Regions from separate parts of the Homo sapiens genome. Here region 1 is linked to region 2. Evidence: read pairs that join two places in POLR2A ChIA-PET (ENCODE). Cell type or tissue: PC-9. All regions are shown on one strand. Links, peaks and the distances in the headings refer to the core of each region. The heading gives the core; the rest is flanking DNA. Region 1 has its middle 220 kb from the start of CAND1. Region 2 has its middle 290 kb from the start of GRIP1.

The links. Peaks named below come from ENCODE experiments on the same cell type or tissue, not always from the same donor. Only the 100,000 strongest peaks of a DNase experiment are listed, where the experiment ranks them.
Region 1: POLR2A ChIA-PET joins it to region 2 with 5 read pairs; 3 of 35 experiments call an interaction of 5 or more read pairs at or near these places.

The regions. Positions count from the first base shown.
Region 1 is chr12:67,047,178-67,059,997 of GRCh38, forward strand. It overlaps a transcript of GRIP1 not described here. Among named protein-coding and RNA genes, the nearest start is that of CAND1, 220 kb to the right of the region's middle. In PC-9, for the core only: no CTCF peak of the experiment used is centred there; DNase peaks (open chromatin) are centred at 6,014 and 9,374.
Region 2 is chr12:66,965,748-66,976,529 of GRCh38, forward strand. It overlaps a transcript of GRIP1 not described here. Among named protein-coding and RNA genes, the nearest start is that of GRIP1, 290 kb to the left of the region's middle. In PC-9, for the core only: no CTCF peak of the experiment used is centred there; no DNase peak of the experiment used is centred there.

The DNA.
Region 1 (12,820 bases), core at 1,915-9,914, 83 kb after region 2:
ATATTAAATTGTCATGGTTGCTTGGATATAAGTTCCAATTTTCCTATTTAAACAGAATTTTGCAAACATATAGTAAATAATGACAATTGAGTTTAATGTTCACTTTACTAACTTAAAAAACACATTCTTATTATAGAAAATTTGAGACACAGCAAAAAATAATGTTTTTTTAAAATTTATCCACAATCCAATTGCAAGATAACTTAATATTTTCATGTATTTCCTTTCAATCTTTTTTCTGTTTTATTTCACACTGTTGAGGTCAATATGTATACAATTTAACATTCCCCTTTTTATACCCAAAATTTAAAGTCAGCATTTCCCATGTTATGCAAATCTTTTAAAAAATCATTTGGGGAAGAGATTTTGTCTGTTTTGTTCACTGTTGTCTCCTCAGCATCCAAATAATGCCTGCACAGTTTAGGCACTGAATTAATATTTATTGAATAACTAATAAATTCTGTAATTGATTACTGATTGCCATTACCCCATTACCGAAGCACTGCACATTTAGGTTGCTTTCAATTTTTCACAATTATGGGCAATGCCATATTCTATCTTTGTGGAAAAGCTTTTTCAGTATTTAGGATTATTTACTTGGGATCAAGTTCCAGAAGTTGAATTACTGAGTCACGGTTTGTATAAACAATTTTTAGACATCCTATACCTATCATCAAATTGCTTTCTCCAAAGCACTACCTGTTTCAGCACACCTTGTGAAAGCACTGGACAGCCTCTTTTTTATAAAGCTTTTCTAATCACATAAGTAAAAAACAGTTATTTCATATGGTTCTATTTGTAAGTCTTTAATTGCTAATATTATTTCCCCAAATATGTATTAGACATTTACATTTGTGGTTCTTAGTCACCTGGCCATATCATTTATCAATTTATTTATTCACTCTGTATTCCTTGGGCCCACAGAACACACTGTTCTATTCCCTGCATGAGCTTCCTCTAGTCTTATTTTGGGAAAAAAAAAAAAAGGTATTCCTGTTAACTCTTTCATATAGATTTCATAATACTTGAAATTTGTTTACATACACTCAGATCACACACACACACACAAACGTGACAAGATTTTTAAAATATTGTTGCTTATAACAACATATACATTGTAGAAACATTAGGAAGTACAGATTAGGAAGAAAGAAAAGTTAGCCAAACTCTCAAAAGTTACAGATATGCACCGTTCACACTTTAGTACACGTTTGCAAATTTTGCTCTATGCATATACCTTTTTAAAAATTTTATATATGTAAACGTATACATATACGCACACACATACATTTTTTTTTTTAAAGATGAAGTACTGCTCTGTCATGAAGGCTAGAGTGCAGTTGCTCAATCATGGCTCACTGCATCCTCAGCCTCCCAGACTTAAGCAATCCTTCCACCTCAGCTCCCAAATAGCTGGGACTAAAGGCACTGATATGGTTTAGCTGTGTCCCACTCAAATTTCATCCTGAGTTGTAACTCCCATAATTCCCATGTGTCATGGGAGAAACCCGAAGGCAGGTAATTGAATCATGGGGGTGGGTCTTTCCTGTGCTGTTCTCATGATAGTGAATAAGTCTCACGAATACCTAACAGTTTTTAAAATGAAAGTTTCCCCACACAAGTTCTCTCTTTGCCTGCCACCATCCATGTAAAACGTGACTTGCACCTCCTTGCCTTCCACCATGATCGTGAGGCCTCCCCAGCCACGTGGAACTGTAACTCCATTAAACCCTTTTTTCTTCTTAGTCTTAGGTATGTCTTTATCAGCAGCATGAAATGGACTGATACAGACATGTACTCCCACACCTGGCTAATTTTTTTTATTTTTTGTAGAGACAGGGTCTCACTATGCTGCCCAGGCTGGTCTCAACACCTGGCCTCAAGCAATCCTCCCACCTCAGCCTTACACAGTGCTAGGATTACAGACACAAGCCATTGCACTCAGAACCATGCACCGTTCTTAGAACATACGTGGGATCATATATGCATACTGTTTTGTAATTGTTTTTACTTAATTCTGTTTCATAAACAATTTCCCATGTCATCAAATATCCTTCATGACATTTTTCATGCTAAGAGAATACCATAGGAGGTAAAACCATAGACTTTGAGGACAGGTCTAAGCCCAAATTTTGCCTCCGACATCTTAGCTATAAGACTTAGCTTATTTTGGCACATATACACCATGGAATACTATGCAGCCATAAAAAAGAATGAGTTCATGTCCTTTGCAGGGCCATGGATGAAGCTGGAAGCCATCATTCTCTGCAAACTAACACAGGAACAGAAAACCAAACACCGCGTGTTCCCACTCACAAGTGGGAGTTGAACAATGAGAATACATGGACGCAGGGAGGGGAACTTCACACACCAGGGCCTGTCAGGGGTTGAAGGGGATGGGGAAGGAGAGCATTAGGACAAATGCCTTATGCAAATGGGGCTTAAAACCTAGATGATGGGTTGATAGGTGCAGCAAACCACCATGGCACATGTTTACCTATGTTACAAACCTGCATGTTCTCCACATGTATCCCAGAACTTAAAGTACAATTAAAAAAAAAAAAAAAAAGACTTAGCTTCTTTAAGCCCTTTGCTCATTGATAAAATGAGGATAAAAATACCTATTTGAGATGAATTGTCACTTAAACTAAGTGAAATAACATAATTTATAAAACAATTAACAGTATGGTGATAATGGATGCTTAGTATTTGTCAAATTAATAAATAATTGGTAAAAAAAAGTTGTTTTGTTTTAATTGGCATTTCTTTGCATTTTTTGCGTATTTGAATTTCTTTTTTTTTTTTTTTGGTGACTTGTCCTATGTCAAATGTTTACATCTTTTCCTGGGGTGATTTTTTCATTGCTTTGAATTCATATATGTATTCATTCATTCAGCAATGATTTACTAAAAGCTACTATGTGCTTATTTTATTATGATATTAAACTTTTGTCTTTTATGTTACAAATGTTCTTCCAAGTTTACTATTTGCCTTTTAATTTTGTTTATGGTAGGTTTTGATGTATAGAAATATTAAATCTTCACGCAACTTATCCTATTTTCTATTTTTTTATAACATGCTCAGAAATTCCTTCTTTGCCCTAAGGGGATTCTTCATTATTTGGAGTGGAAAGAAAATAAAGCTGTCTTAGGCCTGAAATGAAGAAAAACAAAATAATTAGATTGATATAGGACCAGCTTTATAAAAGGTTCATTTTACACTGTAATTCATTGTTTAAGGGCAGGCCTACCATATTCACATTTGTGTTTCCAGCAACTAGAACAGCATATGACATGTAGTAGGGCCTCAATAAATGCCGAATTTGCTCAATTGGAAAAAAAAGAGCAGAGTTTAGAGGAAAGATTTTAATTAGAATAACACTACAGAACGGCAGAGAAAACATCAAGAAAGTTCAAAATCAAACATTCTAAAGCACTGATGTTCTTCTGTTGTTGAGGGAATTATACCTGCTCTTAAGATTTTTTTCAAGTCCCAAATGTCACTACTACTCTATGGTAGCATTTCTCCATGCATGTTCTGAACTACATTACCCTACAAGATGCTCCAGTAGCAAAGGTGTCCTATAACCAAATAAATGTTGCAACCTCTGCCCACTGCTTTACCCCTTTTCCTCAACTCACCCACAATCAAGAGGCACAATGAACTTTCATATAAACAAACACTGAGGAATTCTGCAGGTACCAGTTTTCACAGAACCTAAGGTCAGAGTTTGTCTGGCATGTCCAGAAAGGTAAGAGGAAACTACGGGAATGTCAGGACCTAGTAAAAAGCTAAAATCAGTATCCTGAGACTTAGGCAGATACTGAACAAAGCATGCACTTGGGACATAGTAAAAGAACAACGGAGGAGAGACAGACCAGCAGAAGACATTCAAAGATGTTGGCAAGACTTAGGGTATATGGTGTTGTGGGCAAGAAGTAAATGTCAGCATCCTGAAAAATCAGGTACCAGACACCAGGAACATAGGCAGAGCCTGAACATGAAACGGAGGGACTTGGCAGCAACATCAATCCCAACCACCAAGATCGGGGCTGGACTACAACCTGTGGGATGCCCATGGATGCTAGTCACTTGCTTCCTAGATAGGCTACTTGTTCAACATTCATCTACTAGAGGTAGGGTCAATGCACTTTGCAGAGAGATTTTTTTTAATGTCCACTATGATAGAAGAAGTTTTACATGAAGACTTGAATTAACTAGCACCATGTTCCTAATTTTTTTCAGTAATGTGTAGCACCCATGTAGATTGATACTCTGGCAAAAGATTCCGTAATCCTACTGTGACTGAGACTGAGTATCAAATGGAAGAAGCCATCAGCGAAGACCTCAATAACAAAGGAAGTTCCCCAGGAAGGGGTTCCCTGTATATTTTGTGTTGAAAGATTCAGCTGAACTGGGCTAGACAATAATACAGTGGGGTCAAAGAGGTAAAGCTAGTCATGAGTGGAATGGAAGCCAGGGAGCTCCTAATGGCTGTAAATAATGCAAGTTTCCAGTAGCAGAAGAGATCTGAGCTGGCAAAACGCATCCCGTCAGATCCCAGGTTAGGTTTGCCACAACCTCAGATCAGAAAGAAGCTTTGCTGTTTTTTGTTTGTTGTTTTTATTCATTAGCCATTAGTTGAACTGTTGAAACAAAATCCAAATCATCACATCTTTGCAGGTTCTCTATACTGAAAGAAAATAGTTTAGTATCTTTATTGTCTTGGTTTAACATATATTGAAAGCCTCACATTGCACAAAGCTATTCATCAAATGAAGTCACTGACAGGAAGAGAACTGGAAAATTGTGACTTAAAGAGCCTGAGGTCAGGCTGAACCACATATCAGTAACAAAGCAAATGGAGGCATATTCTTTAAAATCAATCCTTTATCCAGGTATGTATTATTCTATGACACGTTTGGAGGCCTTAAGTCTGACACAGATTAGCCTAGATAAATTTCTGGGTTATATTCATAATCATTTTTTCAAATATTTTTAACAAGAAGTTATTGTGTTACCAAATATTTATTTTAGCATGAGAAACTGGCAAATGTCCCCCTCCCTCAACCATCTTCATGAGACACAGGGATCTCCAAACATCCTGGAACTCACCTTCTAAAATGACCCTCAGGTAACTGCATCATGTGTAATAACAAGAAAACCTGGACATTGTTTTGTATAGGATCTTGTAATTACTACATTATTGTCTAAATTTTACTATTCTATATATAGCTATCATTACTGGTGGCCCACTCTTGACAGGTATTTTTACAGGTAGTCTTAAAATCTTTACAACAGGCCGGGCGCAGTGACTCATGCCTGTAATCCCAGCATTTTGGGAGGCCGAGGCAGGTGGATCACAAGGTCAGGAGATGGAGACCATCCTGGCTAATACAGTGAAACCCCGTTTCTACTAAAAATACAAAAAAATTAGCCGGGTGTGGTGGCGGGTGCCTGTAGTCCCAGCTACTCAGGATGCTGAGGCAGGAGAATGGCGTAAACCCGTGAGGCAGAGCTTGCAGTGAGCCAAGATCACGCCACTGCACTCCAGCGTGGGTAACAGAGCAGACTCTCTCTCAAAAATGAAGGGAGGGAGGGAGGGAGGGACGGAGGGAGGGAGGGAGGAAGGAAATCTTTACAACAACCCTGAAGAGTAGGTATTACTATGGTTATTTTACAAAGGAAGAACTTGAGAAGTCAAATAGTATGTTCAAATCTATAGGACCACTTAGTGTAGGAATTAGACTTAGAATCCAATTCAGATTCTTAAAGCCCAAATCTCTATCCTAAAATCAAGCTTCCTAGATTGTTTTCCCATAACAGAAGGAAAAAATTATATCAGTGAATATTCATTCTTCATCCACTGCATATATCCCAGATCTAACTGACTAGTTCCATGATGAGGAATCCATGAGGGGCCTTTGATTCATTCAGGAGTCTCCCTTAGGTTAAATAGTCTGCAGGAGGAAGGGGTAGATCACTCAGTCAACAAGTATTTAATGAATGCCTGAGGAATGCTGTGCCAGGCATTTAAAAAAATGTAGTAAAGTCATAAAATTGTTATTCTGATATTCCAAAGCTGGGGGATAAGGAGAGAAACCAAGCAGATACCTTGGGAATATAGAAGTATAGAATATCTCTTTCCTGCCCTATTGTTTAAAATGTAAACTCATTTTATCCCATTTACTCATTCACTTAACAAATATTAAACATCTACACCATGTCTTGACCCATGGCAGGCAATGTGGACACAAATAAGATTATGACACGATTGCTAACACAAAAATCATATGTCAGAATAAATATCGAGACAAAGATTTTCACTACAAAACATTCCTCTACTGTTTTTCTGCTTTAAAACATCATGTGTATCCTTGGGCCGGGCGTGGTGGCTCATGCCTGTAATCCCAGCACTTTGGGAGGCTGAGGCGGGTATATCACCTAAGGTCAGTAGTTCAAGACCAACATGGCAAAACCTCATCTCTACTAACAAAAAAAATACAAAAAATTAGCCAGGCGTGGTGGTGTGTACCTGTAATCCCAGCTACTTGGGAGGCCGAGGCAGGAGAATCACTTGAACCTGGGAAGTGGAGGTTGCAATGAGCCGAGATCGCACCACTGCACTCCAGCCTGGGAGACAGACAGAGACTCCATCTCAAAAAAAAAAAAATAAATATAAATAAAAATTAAACAATTAAAACATTTTTAAAAATCATGTGGATCCTCAACAGAGGTATATTTTAGCAGAAATAATTTGAAAATTTAGACATTAAAAGGCAGTTTTCAAGGACCACTCTATAGATTTCCAGTGGTGAAAGAGAAATTCACTGCTTACCGGCCATCTACCTATTTGTGGCAGGAGAGGAGGTAAAGTTTATTTAGGTCCCCAATTCTTCTTCATCCACAATGGGAAGACCAGGCAAGATATGGAATATAAATTGTTCCTGATTCTTCTTCCCCTGAAATCAAGATGCTTAAAGCTCAAATGTAAACCCTAAAAGCAATGGAAATCTTAAAAGTGAATGCAATTATATCATCATCTGCAAATCATTTCTCTTATGCTCTTAGTAACACAACCTGAGAGATTTCATTTATTTAACAGATATTTACTAAGCACCTACTATGAGCCAAGCACTCTTCTGTGTGTTGGGGATACAACAGTAACGAAACAGATAAAAATTCCTGCTTTCAAGTGGCTTCCATTAACAATAAACAGCAGGCATATAAAATACACAAATAAATGAGTAAAATATATAGTTTGTCATGTGCGAAAAAATAAAAATAAAAACACTACAGCTGGGGGCCAGGTGCAGTGGCTCACACCTGTAATCCCAGCATTTTGGGAGGCCGAAGTGGGCAGATCATCTCAGGCCAGCAGTTCAAGACTAGCCTGGCCAAAATGGCAAAACCCCGTTTCTACTAAAAATACAAAAATTAGTCAGCCATGGTGGTGCGCACCTGTAATCCCAGGTACTCAAAAGGCTGAGACAGGAGAATTGCTTGAACCCGGGAGGTAGAGGCTGCAGTGAGCCAAGATTGCACCACTGCACTCCAGACTGGGTGACACAGCAAGACAGTATTGAAAAAAAAAAAAAAAGTCAAACCCTATAGTACTCCAATATGTAGAAATCAGGGGCATGAGGGAAAAAACACCAACAGAGACCAAGAGGGAGTGGCCAGTAAGGAGGAGGAAAAGCAGCATAATGTGATAGACCAGAGGCCAACTGAATAAAGTACTTCCAGTAGGGGACTAATTATCTCAAATGTTGCCTACTAGTCAAGTAATACGTGATTGGAAATCGGCTACTGGGTTTACCAATGTAGAGGTTATTGGTTCTCTTCATAGGAAATAGAATAGGGCACAAAAACCTAACTGGACTAGGTTCAAGAGAGAATAACAACTACTATGGAGTTAATACAGGCAAATCTCTCATGGAATTTTGCTATTAAGGGAAGCAGAAAACTGGAGCAGTAACTAGGAAAATTGCAGATAAAGAGATGCCTGTTTTTAAAGTAGATGAAATAACTTCATGTTTGTATGCTGGAAATAATCCAGTAGAGAAGGCGACCCTGGTCATGCTGGAGAGAGGGGAGAGTATGCTGGAGCCGCTCCTGGAGTGGGCCAGAGGGAATGGGATGTGGTGCACAAGTGGAGGGTTAACCTTGGGTAAGAGTACACCGTTAGGCTTCACAGCAGTGAAGACAGACTATATGGCCACAGGTGAAGCAGAAGTTGTCTTCTAATTTCTTCTACTTTCTAAGTGACATAAGAACAGGATGCTTGAAAATGACACAAGACAGGGTTGTAGTTATTGGTAATGGTAAAGTCTAGGGCAGCAGCTCTCCGACATTTTGGTCTCAGGACTGCTTTACATTGTTAAAAGTTACTGAGGACTCCCAAAAGTTTTTGGTCATGCCTCTCAATATTTACCATATTAGAAATTAAAACAGAAAAGTTTAAAATGCAAGAATATACAAGTACAAATTCCTTTAGTGGCCTCTGAAAAACTAGTATGCACTCATAACAGAATAAAAGTCCAAAAGGCAAATAATGTTTTTATATGATTATGAGAATAGTTTTGGTCTCACAGACCTTCTGAAAGTATTTAGAGACCCCCCAGAAGCCACTGGGCCACACTTTGAGGACAGCTGGTCTGGGGTGTGTCTACAGAAGTGAGGATCCCAGGTATAGCCAGATATAACAAGTGAATGACAGGACAACATGGAACTGAGAAACCAAGAAATTGGAAGGACAATTCGTATGAATATTGAAATCACCAGAATGATCTGTCTAAGGGGGAGCTAAGTTTCAGTTACAGCAAGAAGGTGAGGGGGAAGTTAATGGAAGGGGCTGAGGATATAAGGGATTTTGCTGATAACAGACAATGAGTTCTTGATAGTATAGTAGAAGGGGGGATAAGGGATCCAAAAAGGAGCCATACCATGTCTATTCCAGTTACTCTTGCTGTGTAACAAATTATCCCAAAACATAGCTTCCTTTTAAGAACCATTTCATTTTGCATATAAATTCCATGGTCATGAATTCAGACAGGACACAGTGAACATATCTAGCATCTATTGCATGATGTCTGGAGCCTTAGCTATGAAGACTCAAAGCTTGGGGTGGCTCAAAAACTGGGGCTTAAAATCATCTGAAGGCTCATTTAACCACTTGTCTGGTGCCTGGGCTAGGAAAACTGGAAGACCAGGACTGTCAACCAGAGCACCTACACATGTCCTCTCCATGTGAACTGGCTTCCTCACAGCATTGTGGCTTCAGTGTAGTTGAAAGTATGGTAGCTCAGGATTCCAGGAACAAGTGTTCCAGCTAGCAAGGGGGAAGCTGCTTTGACTTTTGCATACCAGCCTCAGAAGTCATACAGTGTCACCTCCAGCATTTTCTACCTGTTAATCAGCCACAAGCCTGCCCAGTTCAAATGGAGGAGACATAGACACTCAAGGGGAAAACTCTCCCCCAAAATTTTGAAAGCCATATTTTAAAACCAGCCCATCATCATCTGTTCAAAAGGATCAATTTCTAAACACTGAGAGATGAAACTTGTAAGAGCATTACATATGCCACTGAATAATCTTCCTGTTATGGACTGAATGGTTTTGTTTTGTTTTGTTTTGTTTGTTTGTTTGTTTGAGATGGAGTCTCACACTGTCACCAAGGCTGGGGTGCAATGGCATGTTCTCGGCTCACTGCAACCTCCGCCTCCCGGGTTCAAGCGATTCTCCTGCCTCAATCTCCCAAGTAGCTGGTATTACAGGTGCCCAACACCACGCCTGGCTAATTTTTATATGTTTAGTAGAGACAGGGTTTCACCATTGTTGGTCAGGCTGGTTTCTTTTGAACTCCTGACCTCAAGTGATATGCCCACCTCGGCCTCCCTAGGTGCTGGAATTACAGGCGTGAGCCACCGTGCCTGGCCGGACTGAATGTTTATGTGGCCCCCAAATTCATACATTGAATCCCTAACCCCCTGTGTGGTTGCATTTGGAGATTAAAGGTCTCTAAGGAAGTAATGAGGGCTAAATGAAGTCATAAGGGTGTGCCCTGATCTGACAGGATTAGTGTCCTTATAAGAAGAGACACCAGAGAGCTTTCACTCCCCTCCCCGCTCTCTCTGCACTACACCTACCAAGAAAAGGCCATGTGAGCACACAGCAAGAAGACAGTCATCTGCAACCCAAAGGTAAAGCCCTCCAGGAACCTGGCACCTTGATAATGAATTTCTACCCTCCAAGAACGTAAAAAAAAAAAAAAAAAAACTCCTGTTGTTTAAGCATATAGTGCTTTACTGTGGAAACCTGGGAAGACTAATACACTGCCCTTCCTTCTTTTTCCAGTATGATCATTAGGGTCTGGGAGGGTAAGGGTCTGAGTAAATGCAGTTATTGAGTATAGAGCCAATGCTATTATCATAATTTTATATTACTGTGAGCAATAACAACAACAACAACAACAAAACAGGGCTACCCTTTGGTGGCAAGTATCTTATATGTATATCAGCATTCAGGCTCACTAACAAAGCCAGATGAGGCGCTTTCTCAGCAGATGCAGCACTACAGGTGTCTGATTCTAGCCTGGCAAATTTTCATTTTCATAACTAAAATTACAGGGAGAAAATGTGAAATGGTAACAAAGAAACTAAACTTATATTGCCTTGTTCAAGGTTTTCATTTAACGAAAATGTGCTCTGCACATACCAGAAAATTATACGTGTAAAAAGAAACACTTGAATTCATCTGTAAAATGCAATTCTAAATGCCACTTTTTTAAATCAACAATCCTGACACGAAGAGGACAATGTGAAAATCCTTACAACTATCAAAGTTTGATTTCATGAGGATATTAGTATATTCCTCTCAGTGGTTTACAATGGAATTTGTGAGTATCAGTAATAGTAGATATAAATATCAGACATCAGAAGATATGACGGAAGGAAACCATTCACAGATTATATACCAGAATAAACAAATAAATACCTATCACATTACTGTGTTATTCTCTACTGTTTTATCATCATTGCTTTTTTAATGTACCAATAGGTGAAAACTACATTCAGTACCTTTCTCAAATGATGAACTGTGCCTTAAAAAGACATAAATCCTAGTAATTTGTGATGTCAAATTGTGTATCAGATTTTCAATTGTCTATATTCAGACAATAAATGAAAGTGAAAAAGAAACACTTCAACAGTAAAAGGAAAAGACTTATTAATTCTAACATAAATTCACACAAGAAGTCTTGAGTACATGTAGTGATCTATTCTAAACATCTTTATTCAAAATACAAAGTACACCTTAACAACACATCAACACCTAACAGTAAATTCACACTGCAATTACACTACTGACTATGAGAAGAAATATGTCGGTTCTTGTGTTCATACGTTTGCCGATAAAATACAAAGGGCAGATTTCTAGTAAAACTATTAAGTGAGAAAAGTTTATGTGCAAGGAAGACTAGTAGAAGGTGCTGTTCAAAACTACTTGTCAGCCTCGAGCGATGTCATCTCTAAGCTGTTTAACCATTTCTATTTCTTTCTTTGCTGATGTTCAAAACATAAGAAGAGTCCACCTGGCAAAGGAATAGGATTCTTGTTTTCCCCTTTATCATACAGTCACCCTCCTTATCCCTGCCCTTTACAGTTTTAAGTTTTCAAGAAACTTAAACCACTTCAGATAGGGAACAGCAAAGAAAGAGAAAAAAGGAAAGGAGGAGCAAAAAATCAGATGTAAGTGTCTGATACTCTTCAAGGATTCAAAACTCCTTGACGAGTACAAAAGGAAAGAAGAACTAACATCTGTGTATCTTTGAGGGATTTAGAGAACATTGTGGCCAATGACCCTTATCACCTAGCATGAAGGCCCCCTATGTGGCACATGCCACATTCAACATGGCATTGGACCATAGAGTGGTAATATCTGCAGAAGGTGACTAAGACAGGTGGAACTGAGCACACCTCCCAAGATCCCACAAACTCCATCATGATTCAGAGAAAACAGTTAAGCACTCTCTGGCTGCCAGGAGAGATACAGAAATGCTGATAGGACAAGTACCTAGAAAAGGCCTCGGTAGAAGGTCACAAACCACAAGGATCTCACAACTAGACACAATGGTGAGGTCCAGGAAGTCCAAATGAGCTGCCAAGATGACATTCAAAGATCAAATAGGAAAAGTCTCATTTCAGTGGATACCAGGGCACAACGCCCAGCCACCAAATGTGCCAAGTCCAGAGCAGTAGACACAGTGAGGGTCACACAATGAATGAAATGCCCTTCACCCAGGGCAATAAGAATACTAACCTTTCCCCTTTGCTCAAATGTCATCTTGGGAGCAAAGGAAGGGAAAACCCTTGAGAAATTAGAGAACCCAAAATGATTTTTTAAACTAGAGACTAATGTGTTCTTAATTGACAAGATCTAATTTTTTCCTTTTCAGTGGGAATGGAAACTTGAAGGCAAGGTAAAAGCAGTTATGGGAAACAAATTATGTTTCACTTGTATATCTTAAAAGTAGTGTGTAAATTTGTAGGCACACATACACACACGCCCATCCTTCTGAACCATTATCTCCAACCCCAGCTATATAAGTATACTCTAAACCAGTACTATTCAAAATGTGCTCTATGGACCATGCCAGTCAAGAAACTGTTTATTACCTGCCCAAGGTTACATAAGTACTGAAAATGAGAGTGGGTGTTTAGAAATACTATAGCAATTTCACATTGCCACATCCAAGTCTGTGACTAGCGAGTTTATCTCATTGAAGAGGACAAGAACAGATGCAGTCAAACTTAGGTAGTGA
Region 2 (10,782 bases), core at 5-8,004:
AACAGCTGTCATGGCAACATTCTCCTCTGTCAGATGAGAAAGCAGCAAGACTCATCCTCTTAATGCATGAATGAACCACAGAGGCTTCTGAATAACAGAATTCCCCAGAGTTTGGATGACACTATTGCAAAATGCAGTTTTGCAGTTTCTGCCAGACAGTCTGCTTTCAAAGTAATGCCTTCTCCATACTGACACTTCACACTGTGATGACAAAATGAGGAGGAGATGAAAGAGATGGTTCTTCTTTACTTTCCATTTGTGACTCTATGTATTTTGTCCTTAAATAGCAGGTTGTAAAAAGACAATGAATAACATGGGTGCTGAAGAATATATGGACTATATAAGATTCTAACAACTAAAGGACACTGTTGTTCTTGCATATATTTATAAGGAGAAATCAAAGAATTGCTGTATTCCAGAAATAAACTGAGTAGCATGAATACCAAAAGTTTTATTCAGCAGAAATTATTGAAACTGGAAAAAATGGTTCGGCTAATAATTCTACAAATGAACACATGAGTAGGTATACTTACATTGATTTTTCTAAAATAAAATGTATTTCAGCAGTTTTAGATTTATAGAAAAATTACAAAAATTGCAAAAATTACAAATATTACAGTTTCACCTATTTGTTTCATCGCTCCACTTATATCAACCCAGAGAGTTTCCCCTATTACTACACGTTCTAAGTGCACATTTGCTACAACTAAAGGACCAATATTGATACATCATTATTAACTAAAGTCCATACTTTATTCAATTGTCTTCATTTTACCTAATATTATTTTCTGTTCTAGGACCCCATCCAAGAAAACATATTTCATTAGCTGTCATGTTTCCTTACGGTCCTCTTGGCTCTAACAATTTCTGAGATTTCCGTTGGTTTTAATGACCTTAACAGATTTGAGGAGTATTTATCTTTGTAAAATGCCATCAATTAAAATTTGTCTGACGTTTTTCTCATTATGAGACTGGAGTTATGTATTTTGGGAAGGAAGACCACAGAGGTGAAGTGTTATCTTTATCACATCATACATAATAGCAATAGTGCTTATCACTGCTGATGTCTTGATCATCTGGCTGTGAGTAACTACCATAAAGTCGCTTCCTTGCCCTTTCCACACTATACTCTGAAACAAAGTCACTATGCATAACCTACACTTTAAGGAGTGGAAAATTACCACTTTCTTGAGAGTGAAGTATCTGCATCAATTGTTTGGAATTCTGTAGGAGATACTGCTTCTTCTCCTCCATTTATTTATTTTTTGTATAGATACACCACAATTTGTTTATTCATTTACCTATTGAAAGATATTTTTGTTGTTTCATTGTTTCTTCTTTTCTAATGTAAGCATTTAGTGGTATCAGTTGTTCTCTAAGCATTGCTTTCCTTGCATCCCACAATTTTTTGTGTTTGTTTTTGTTTTATTTTGCTTTTAATTGACAAATAATAACTGTACACATTTATGTGGTACAGTGTGATGTTTTGATACATGTATACATTGTGTAACAATAAAACCAGGGTAATTAGCATATCTATCACCTCAAATATGTGTCATTTCTTTCTAGCTACTTCAAAATATATGCAACATGTTATTGTTAACTCTAGTCACCATACTATGCAATAGAACATTAGAACTTATTTTAGGTGAAGTTTTAAATACTAAAATTATTTTACGAAAATAAGCACAGCCATTTAAGTATGTTATTCACAGTTGTACTGCTACTGCTAGTATATGGCAAGACAGGAGTTAAACTCACAATTTTTTATAAGTTATATTTTAAATTTTATTTTATTCAAAAAATTTTTCAAGTGCCTGGGTCTCACTATGTTGTTCAGGCTAGACTCAAACTCCTGGGCTCAAGAAATCCTCCTGCCTCAGCCTCCCAAGTAGCTGAGACTACAGGCTATTCAAAATACTCTTAAATTTATCTTGTGACCTCTTCAGTCATGTGTTATTGTGAAGGGTGCTGTTTAATCTGTAAATATTTTGGCATTTTCCAAATATCTTTCTGTTATTGACTTATAGTTTAATTTCACTGCAGTCTGAGTACATACTTTGTATAATTTCTATTCTTTAAAATTTGTTAAGGTATGTTTTATGGCCCAGGATGTGATCTATCTTGGTGAATTTCCATGCAAGCTTGAAAATGTGGATTCTGCTATTGTTGGATGGAGTGTTTTATACATGTCAATTAGATCAAGCTGACTGATAATGCTATTCAAGTCAACTACGTCCTTACTGATTTTCTGCTGGCTTGATCTATCAACTAGTGAAAGAGGGGTGTTGAAGTCCACAGCTACAATAGTCAATTTGTTATTTTGAAATTGTGCCTCTTTGCAAGTTCATCAGTTTTTGCCTCATGTATTCTGATTCTCTGTTGTTTGGTGCATATGTTTTTATGATTATGTCTTCCTGGAGAACTGATACTTTTATCAGTCTTAATGTCCCTATTTATCCCTGATAATTTCCCTTGTACTGAAGTCTGCTTTGTCTAAAATTAAGATAGTGACTCCAGCTTTCTTTTGATTGGTGTTAACATACTGTATAATTCTCCATCCCTTTACTCTTAACTTGATGCTTTATATTTAAAGTGGGCTTCTTGTAGACAATAAGGATTTGCCTACGACTCTAGGTTTCCTATGTTTTATATATTTTTTTCTTATTTTGCCTTCTCTTGCTTTAATTCTCCCCTCTTGTTCTTCTTTCTCCCGTTTTAATTGAGCGTTTTATATAACATGTTATCTACTCTCTGAGCATCTCAATTATATTTCTTTTAACTTTTTTAGTGGTGGTTCTAGAGTTTGCAATATGCATTTTAAACTAATCTAAGTTCAGTTTCAACTAATACTATGCCATTTCATGTGTAGTTCAGATAACTTAAAGTATTTCCAATTCCTCCCTCCAATCTCTTATGACATTGTTGTCATTCATTTCACTTAACCATATGCTATAATTATCTAATACACCGTTACAATTATTAGTTTAAACAAAGTTTTCTTTTAGCTCAATTAATGAGAAAAGCAAAAGATTTTACTTTACCTTAAATTTATTCCTTCTCTGATGTTCTTTCCTTAATGTTGATCTAAGTTGCTGAACTATCATTATTCTTTTCTCTGAAGAACTTCTTTTAACATTTTATAAAGAATAGGTATGCTGTGCTAATAATAAATCCCCTCGGTTTTGCTTATGTGAGAAAGTCTTTATTTCTCCTTCACATGTGAAGGATAATTTTTATGGATTTAGAATTCAAAGTTGATGAGGGTTTATTTTTCTTTCAACTCTTTAAGTATTTTTCTTCACTTGCATAGTTTATGATGAGAAGTCCACTGTAATTCTTATTCTTGTTTCTCTATAGATATGGTGATCCCCACAACCCCAGGGCTTCTTTCAAGATTTTTTCACATTCCGAAGTTGAATGTCATATATCTAAGTATAGACTTTGTGGAATTTATTCTACTTTGTGTTCTCTGAGCTTCCTGGATCTGAATTTAGGTTAGATGTCTGTCATTAATTTTGGAAAATTATCAGTCATTATTACTTCAAATATTTCTCTTGTTCCATTCTTATTTCTCCTTCTGATCTTCCAATTACCTGTATATGTATGTTTCACCTTTTGAAATTGTGCCAAAGTTCTGAGTTCTTGCATCTTCTGTTGTTTGTTTGGTTGGTTTTTGAGACACAGTCTCACTCTATCAAGCAGCCAGAGTGCAGTTAATAGCTAACTGCAGCCTCCACCTCCCAGGGTCAAGTGATCCTCCCAATCCTCCCACCTTAGCCTTTTACCATCTCAAGTAGCTGGGACCACGGGCATATGCCACCACGCCTGGCTAATTTTTTTTATTTTTTTAGAAACAGGGTCTCACTATGTTGCCCAGGCTGGTCTGGAACTCTTGGGCTCAAGCAATCCTCCTGCCTCGGCCTCCCAAAGTGCTGGGATCACAGGTGTGAGCCACCATGCCTGGCTCTTTTTTTTCCCATTCTTTTATTTTTGCATTTCAGTTTGGGAAGTTTCTATTGACCTATCTTCAAGATTACTGAGACTTTTAAAAATCGTGTTAAGTCTTCTGAGTGACCCTTCAGAGGCATTCTTCATTTCTGTTACTGTGTTTCTAATGTCTAGCTTTTCCTTTTGATCTTTTCTTAGCTCTTTCATCGCTCCACTTACATCACCCCTCTGTTCTTGCATGTTATCTACTTTTTCTATTAGAGCCCTTAACATATGAATCATAGCTACCGAAATTCCCTGTGTGATAATTCCAAAATCTGCGTCACATCTGAGTCTGGTTCTGACGCTTGCTTTGTATCTACAGGCTGTTTTTCCTTGCCTGTTAGCATGCTTTGTTGAGACAGGGTCTTACTTACTCTGTTGCCCAAGCTGGAATGCAATGATGTGATCACAGCTTACTGCAGTCTTGACCTCCTGGGCTCAAGTGATCCTCCCACCTCAGCCTCCTAAGTAGCTGGGACTACAGCCATGCACCACCATGCCAGGCTAATCTTCTTATTTTTTGTATAGATGGGGTTTTACCATGTTGCCCAGGATGCTCTTGAACTTCTAGCCTCAAGTCATCTGTCCACCTTGGCTTCCCAAAGTGCTAGAATTATAGGCATGAGCCATGTGCCCAGCCTCATCTGTGTAATTTTCTGTTGAAAGCTAGACATGATGTATCAGATAACAGGAAATGAGGCAAAAAGGACTTCAGCTTGAGGCTTATCTGTCTAAGATTGGGTTGTATATAATGTTTGCTATAAATGTGGTTGTCAGAGGTTTCAAAGTCCTCTAGTGTCTTTTTTTTTTTTTTTTTTCATCTCTCCTGTTGTCTTTGGACTTTCCTGAGACCCCCTCTCCTTGGCCAGCCAGTGTCTGTCTGCATCTTGCAGCTCTTTCAGCTGTAATCCACTGTTATTATAAGGAGCCCTGTTGCTGTGGTGGTAAGGAGTGGGGAAGGGAAACATTCCATTTTCTTAGGATTACATCTCAATCTTTTGGTGGGCCTATGTTGCTGTACTGTGACCTTTACAAATGTTTCTTAACCTTTTTCCTCCTTCCTTAGTTGACACAGGAATCTAGAGGTGCCTCGAGTCAGAGAACTATCTTCTCCCCAGATGGGATAAGACTCTGGTAAAGCCCTTTTCCTTGGAGAGTAAGTCTTTATCATAGAGAACATTCTGAGCGCACTTCAAAGTCATTACTTTCCCCTTCCCTTTGCCAGAGCCAGGACAGGGTCTATCTTGGCTCTTTGCTGTGAAAACCTGACGGGTTTCCGGGAGGTAAAATCCATGTACGTGTGAGACCCTTTCTCAGACTCCTGCGCCTAGGAGTTCCACTCTCAAGCTAGTCAACACTTAGCCTCCAGCAATTCATCAAAATTACTATTTAAATGGCCCTTCTAGTCTATGGTTCCAGTTGCTTCTGCTGTAGGTAAGCAAATCTTAGCTGTGACTGTCTGAATGTACCTATTTCTTCAGATTTTGGGGTGGCAAGTGATTTGCCCTGAGATTGCTGACAGTTCCAGGAAAACTTACCAAGTTTTACTTGCTCAGGTTTGGAAGGGAGTGAGGACTCCCAAGCACTTTACATGCTGGAGTGCCTTACTTTGTTTTTTTCATATTCCTATTTTCAATACTTACTTTATAGAAACAGAAATGTTTGCTTAGAAAAGTATTTATTGAGAATTCATGGCAAACTTAAGGAGAATAATAGCATGCTTGGGAAGAGAAAAATTGATTCACTCATTCAATAAATATTTGTTGAGCACCTATTATGGTGCTAAGACACTTGCTGGATAGCAACTGGATAGTAAGGTATGGTGAAAAAGACAGCTATAGTCCCTGCCCTTGAGGAACTTATATTCTAGTGAGGGAGACAGAAAAAGGATATATGCATGAAAATAGTAATCACAGTCTTTAAGAAGCTCATCAAAGGGATAAGACAAAATATAATCATCACAGAGAGTATAAATGTCTGAGTGCATTGTAACAAGGTAGTTTAGCAAAGAGAAGAGATGGTATGGGTTTGAATATTCTGAGACCTGAGGAGAAGTTAGAAAATAAGTAGAATTAAGTTTGTGAAGAAATGTCACTTTGATAAAGGGCAAAGCAATAGCAAAGACGCAGAGGCAGGAATCAGAATAACGTATTTCAATATAGCCAGTTCAGCTTGGCTGCAGTGTAGTTTTCACTGCAGAAGAGTGGGAGAGAATAAGTGGAAAAGCTGGTGAATGCCAGAAGCGGAAATGTGTTGCTCAACAAGAACCGCGAGGACCTTGTTGTTAAAACATTAGCCAATGGGTGGAATGGGAAAAGTACTAAGCTAGGATTCATGAGGACAGCTAGCATTTGCCATTAACCAGTTGTGGGTCTTTGGGCAAAACTGTCTGACTCTGAGTCTGTGTCTTCATCTGCAGTAAAAGAAACATTGAATTGCTGAGTCTTCTTCCCACTTAAACACCCTAAGGTTCTGGGTAGGAAACTCTTCTACATCACTCCAAAAAGTAGGAATCTAGTCTCTGTCTGAGTACTTCAAATGACAGAAAGCTTACTATTCTTTGAGGCAGCCAGTTCAACAGCTCTGGCACTGAACAGTTAAAATTAATAGAACAGTTTTGTTAGAAATGAGCTGAAATCTGCCTTGCCATAATTCACTCTGTTGAAAGTTCAAAACTTCAGAGCAGCTCTGCCCAACAGAACTTCTTACAAAGATATAACAGTCCAATTCAGCAGCCATGTGACCACTGAGCACTTGAAATGTGCCTACTATGAGTGGAAAGCTGAATTTTTTATTTTATTTAATTTTCATTTAAATAGTCACATGTGACCAGTGGCTACAGTGGTGGACCACCTAGCTCTAAAACAACCCCAAATAAACTTCTTCCTTCCACATAACAGCTCTTCAGATATGTGTGACAGTTCATTAACGACCTGTCCTCAAGCTTTTCTTTTTCTAGCTCATCACAGTGAAATGCTCTAACTATTGTTCATATGGTATATTTTGCAGCCCCATGTTCTTACTAATGCATTCTAATTCATGCACACTCAGCTAAGGTCCAAAGATGCTTTCCAGAAACCATGAAACCCCTAAACTTACATGCAAATCTGTTGTGTATTTGCACATTATTTAGAGGAGAGCTTTTAGGGCCGCCTTCACATTCTCAAAGGAACTCCTGGCCCCCAAACAGGGTCCGGGGTGAAAAGAGAAGATGAAAGAAAAATGGGATACAATGGCAGTATTAATGATAGCCCTGAAATGTAACATAACAAATGAGAGGCTGAGATGAAAGCAGACCTTAGGAACCCTAGTGCCTAGGCTTGTTTCTATTTCAACACCACCTGTGTATTTTCACACAAGAGTTGCTTCAATGTCTTTTTAAAACACAGCCACCATTTTTTTCTATAAACACAGTAACATGTAATTTTTATAAATCTATATGTCATGTAAAACTGTTATTTTTTCAGTAGAACCATTGTTGAAAAGTATTTTTTAAATATTAAAAACACTCCTTAATACAAACAAAAAAAACCCACATTATGTAGGTTATTCAGGGGTTTGGGGTAGGTTTTTTTCTTTAACTTTTTTCTCTTTTGACAGGAAAATGGTTATTTTTTCCCTTTTTTCCTTTTTCATTCTTTTTTTTTTTTTTTTTTGAAGGAAAATGTACTTCAAAACCCCTCTTTCAGCCTGTTAAAACCATTTGTAATTCCCCTGGTTCAGATCCTACCGCCTCCATATAGGAGAGTGTATTTTGAAAAGATCTTTGAATTCTGAATAAATTCATCTTACTAAATCAAAAGACCTATGTATATCAAAAAATCTGACCTCTATTGGCTTAAATCAAAGCATCACAACTCTGCCAGTATTTATCCTATTTTTAAAGAACTCTAGGAAAGATAATTCTGTTACCTCAAATGGTAATTCATTCCAATGCCATCCAGTAAAAGACCACATATAACATGACCCTAAAGTAATTTTGTAGGTACCATATTGCCTTTACCAAGAGTACATATCAGGTACAAGTGCATCAGCTATGTGATGGTTGTAGCTTCTCTTTACTACCATCCTAATGTAATCCAGGCATTAAAATTATATAAGAAGACCCTTCAGCATATTGAATATTGAACTCTAGAGTTTTCCTAGAATACACAGTTAGAAGGCTTTTCTTTTCTTTTCTTTTTTTTTTTTTTTTTTGAGTCAGAGTCTCACTTTGTCGCCCAGACTGGAGTAGTGTAATGGCGTGATCTCGGCTCACTGCAACCTCCGCCTCCCTGGTTCAAGCCATTCTGCCTGCCCTAGCCTCCTGAGTAGGTGGGGATTACAGGCGCCTGCCAACACGCCCAACTAATTTTTGTATTTTTAGTAGAGATGGGGTTTCTCATGTTGGCCAGGCTGGTCTTGAACTCCTGACCTCAGGTGATCCTCCCACCTCAGCCTCCCAAAGTGCTGGGATTACAGGCATGAGCCACCGCACCTGGCCTGGTCTTTACTTAAGTATTACCTTCTCTGTGAAATGATCCATCTAAAATCTCAACCCCCACTCCATACACATACATATTTCTTACCTCCTTGCTTGCTATCTTGTTTCTCCTTAGTACTTATACCCATCCAACATGCGATAACAGACTTATTTATCTTATTTGTTAACTTATTTATTGAGTATCTTGTCCAACTAGAATATAAGCTTCATGAAGGCAGGAATTTCAACATCTAGAACACTGCCTAGCATTCACTATGTAGTTGTTGTATAAACTGCATAAATCCATATAAAAGTTGAAGTGAAAAGATGAAGTAAAAATGAACATAATTTTGACATTGTCTAAACTAAAATTCCCATTTAAACACGGATATTGTTCTCTGGAATTTTTAAATAAGATATAAAAATAAAACGCTCATTATAAAAAGTCAAAATGAAGTTCTTAGCAAGGTGTCTGGTGTACAGTAAGCGTTCAACAAATGTTTGCTATTATTGATTTTTACTGCACATTTTCCTTATGATAAATTCTTAGAAGTATCCAGGTCATAGACAGAGGCACATATATTAAGTGCCTAATTAAGTGTAATTTTCAGGGTCCCTCATTTCCTAAAGCTTCTTCCAAGACGTAAAAGGGATCCTCGAAATGTGTTCAATGGCTCTGCTTTTGTAAAATTTGTAAAAATAAAATATTTCAACTGGATCTGTTATGACTGCTGTTGCCATCCACTGCAATTTTCCTCTCATCAAACATTCCTTTAAATTGACTGCACTGAAGGAGACATGGACATTTTTGGAATCTGGGGGGTCAAACTGACTTTGGAATTATACTTTATTTTGGTTTAGTGGCTTTTTTATATGGATTTGGGGTCACCTCCAGGGATAGGTATTGATAGCTGTTCCAGACTAGAAAAAAAGGCAGGAATATTCCTACTGCCCCTCATTCCATCTCACCCTGCAAGGTCAGAGGTCACATCACAATGAAAACACCTCTTGCCAAGCCTGGCACCAGAAATATATGAGTAGTGAAGGAGAAACAGCATGTAAAATGTATAGAGCCACAAGCTAGTCTGTAGAAAATTCTTCCAATCATCAGGTATCTAAAATTGTAAACAAAGGATTCAGTTTCCATCAGTGGCTAGACTAAACGAAGGCTCTCTCCTGTCAGAAACATATTCAATAATGCAGTATATGCAATTACAAATGCAACAAACCTGTGGCAGTGCTACAAATAGCAAATTTGTGTGCGTGAGAATTTTCAGGTTTTATGCAACTATTAACAATAAAAAATAGATTTCCACCTACCATGATAGAGGACTTATCTTTCCTGTCTTTTTGTAGAAAATAGTACAAAACCATCGTCACATGAAAAGGCAATCAAAGAGTAACCAAAATAATATAATAAATAAAATAGAGGAGTGTCAGAAAGTCAATTACTAAAAAATGTTAAAAACATAATACATGCATTCTGTTCAAGGGCAAAATACAGAGACCAGTTAGGAGAGTGTTCCCATGATCCAAGAGAGACACGATGGAGGTTTGGACCAAGGCACTAGCAGCAGAGGTGACAAGAAGTTGCAAATGTGTTTTGGTCTGTAGTAGTCAATGGACACAGATGAATGATACATTCTGAGGCAGTCAGAGCACAGCTGTTAAGAGCCATGCCCTGGAGCCAGACTGATTCCCAAGTTTGCCTCATAGAGATGGATTTTGTGATGTTTATGGTATTTACCAATTTCATAAAAATTTGTTGTGATTTTTTCTCATTCGAACTAAATATTTAATGTCATACCTAAATTTGTATTTATAACTTTGGGATCCTTTTTTAAAAGAACTCTCTCCCTTCCCCAGTTGCATAGGCTTGGGCTCCACAAACCCTGTATCTGCCTTTGGTCACAGAGTATGTAGATTTTAAATTTTGACATGCATCGCTTAATTTCCCATTGGAAAGATTATGCCCATTGCCACTCCTGATTTCCTTAAAACTTAACCAACATTGGCTATTATCAGTTTTTCTCAATTTGGCCAATTTGATAGGTGAAATTTTAATTTGTGATCCTTTGATTACCAGTGATACTGAACATATTTTCATGTATGTATTGGTGATTTATATATCGCTCCTCACAGACTGTCCAATCCAGTCCTTTGTCATTTTTCTGTTAGAAAGCTGGTCTTTATTATTTGGCTGGCATACAAACAAATGCAAAATGTATCAAATATTGTTACTGTTACTGTGTGTGTATTTACACCACTTATCTTGTACATATATTTTCATTTGAACATTTCACCTCCAAATGCCTTGTTTCTCCAAC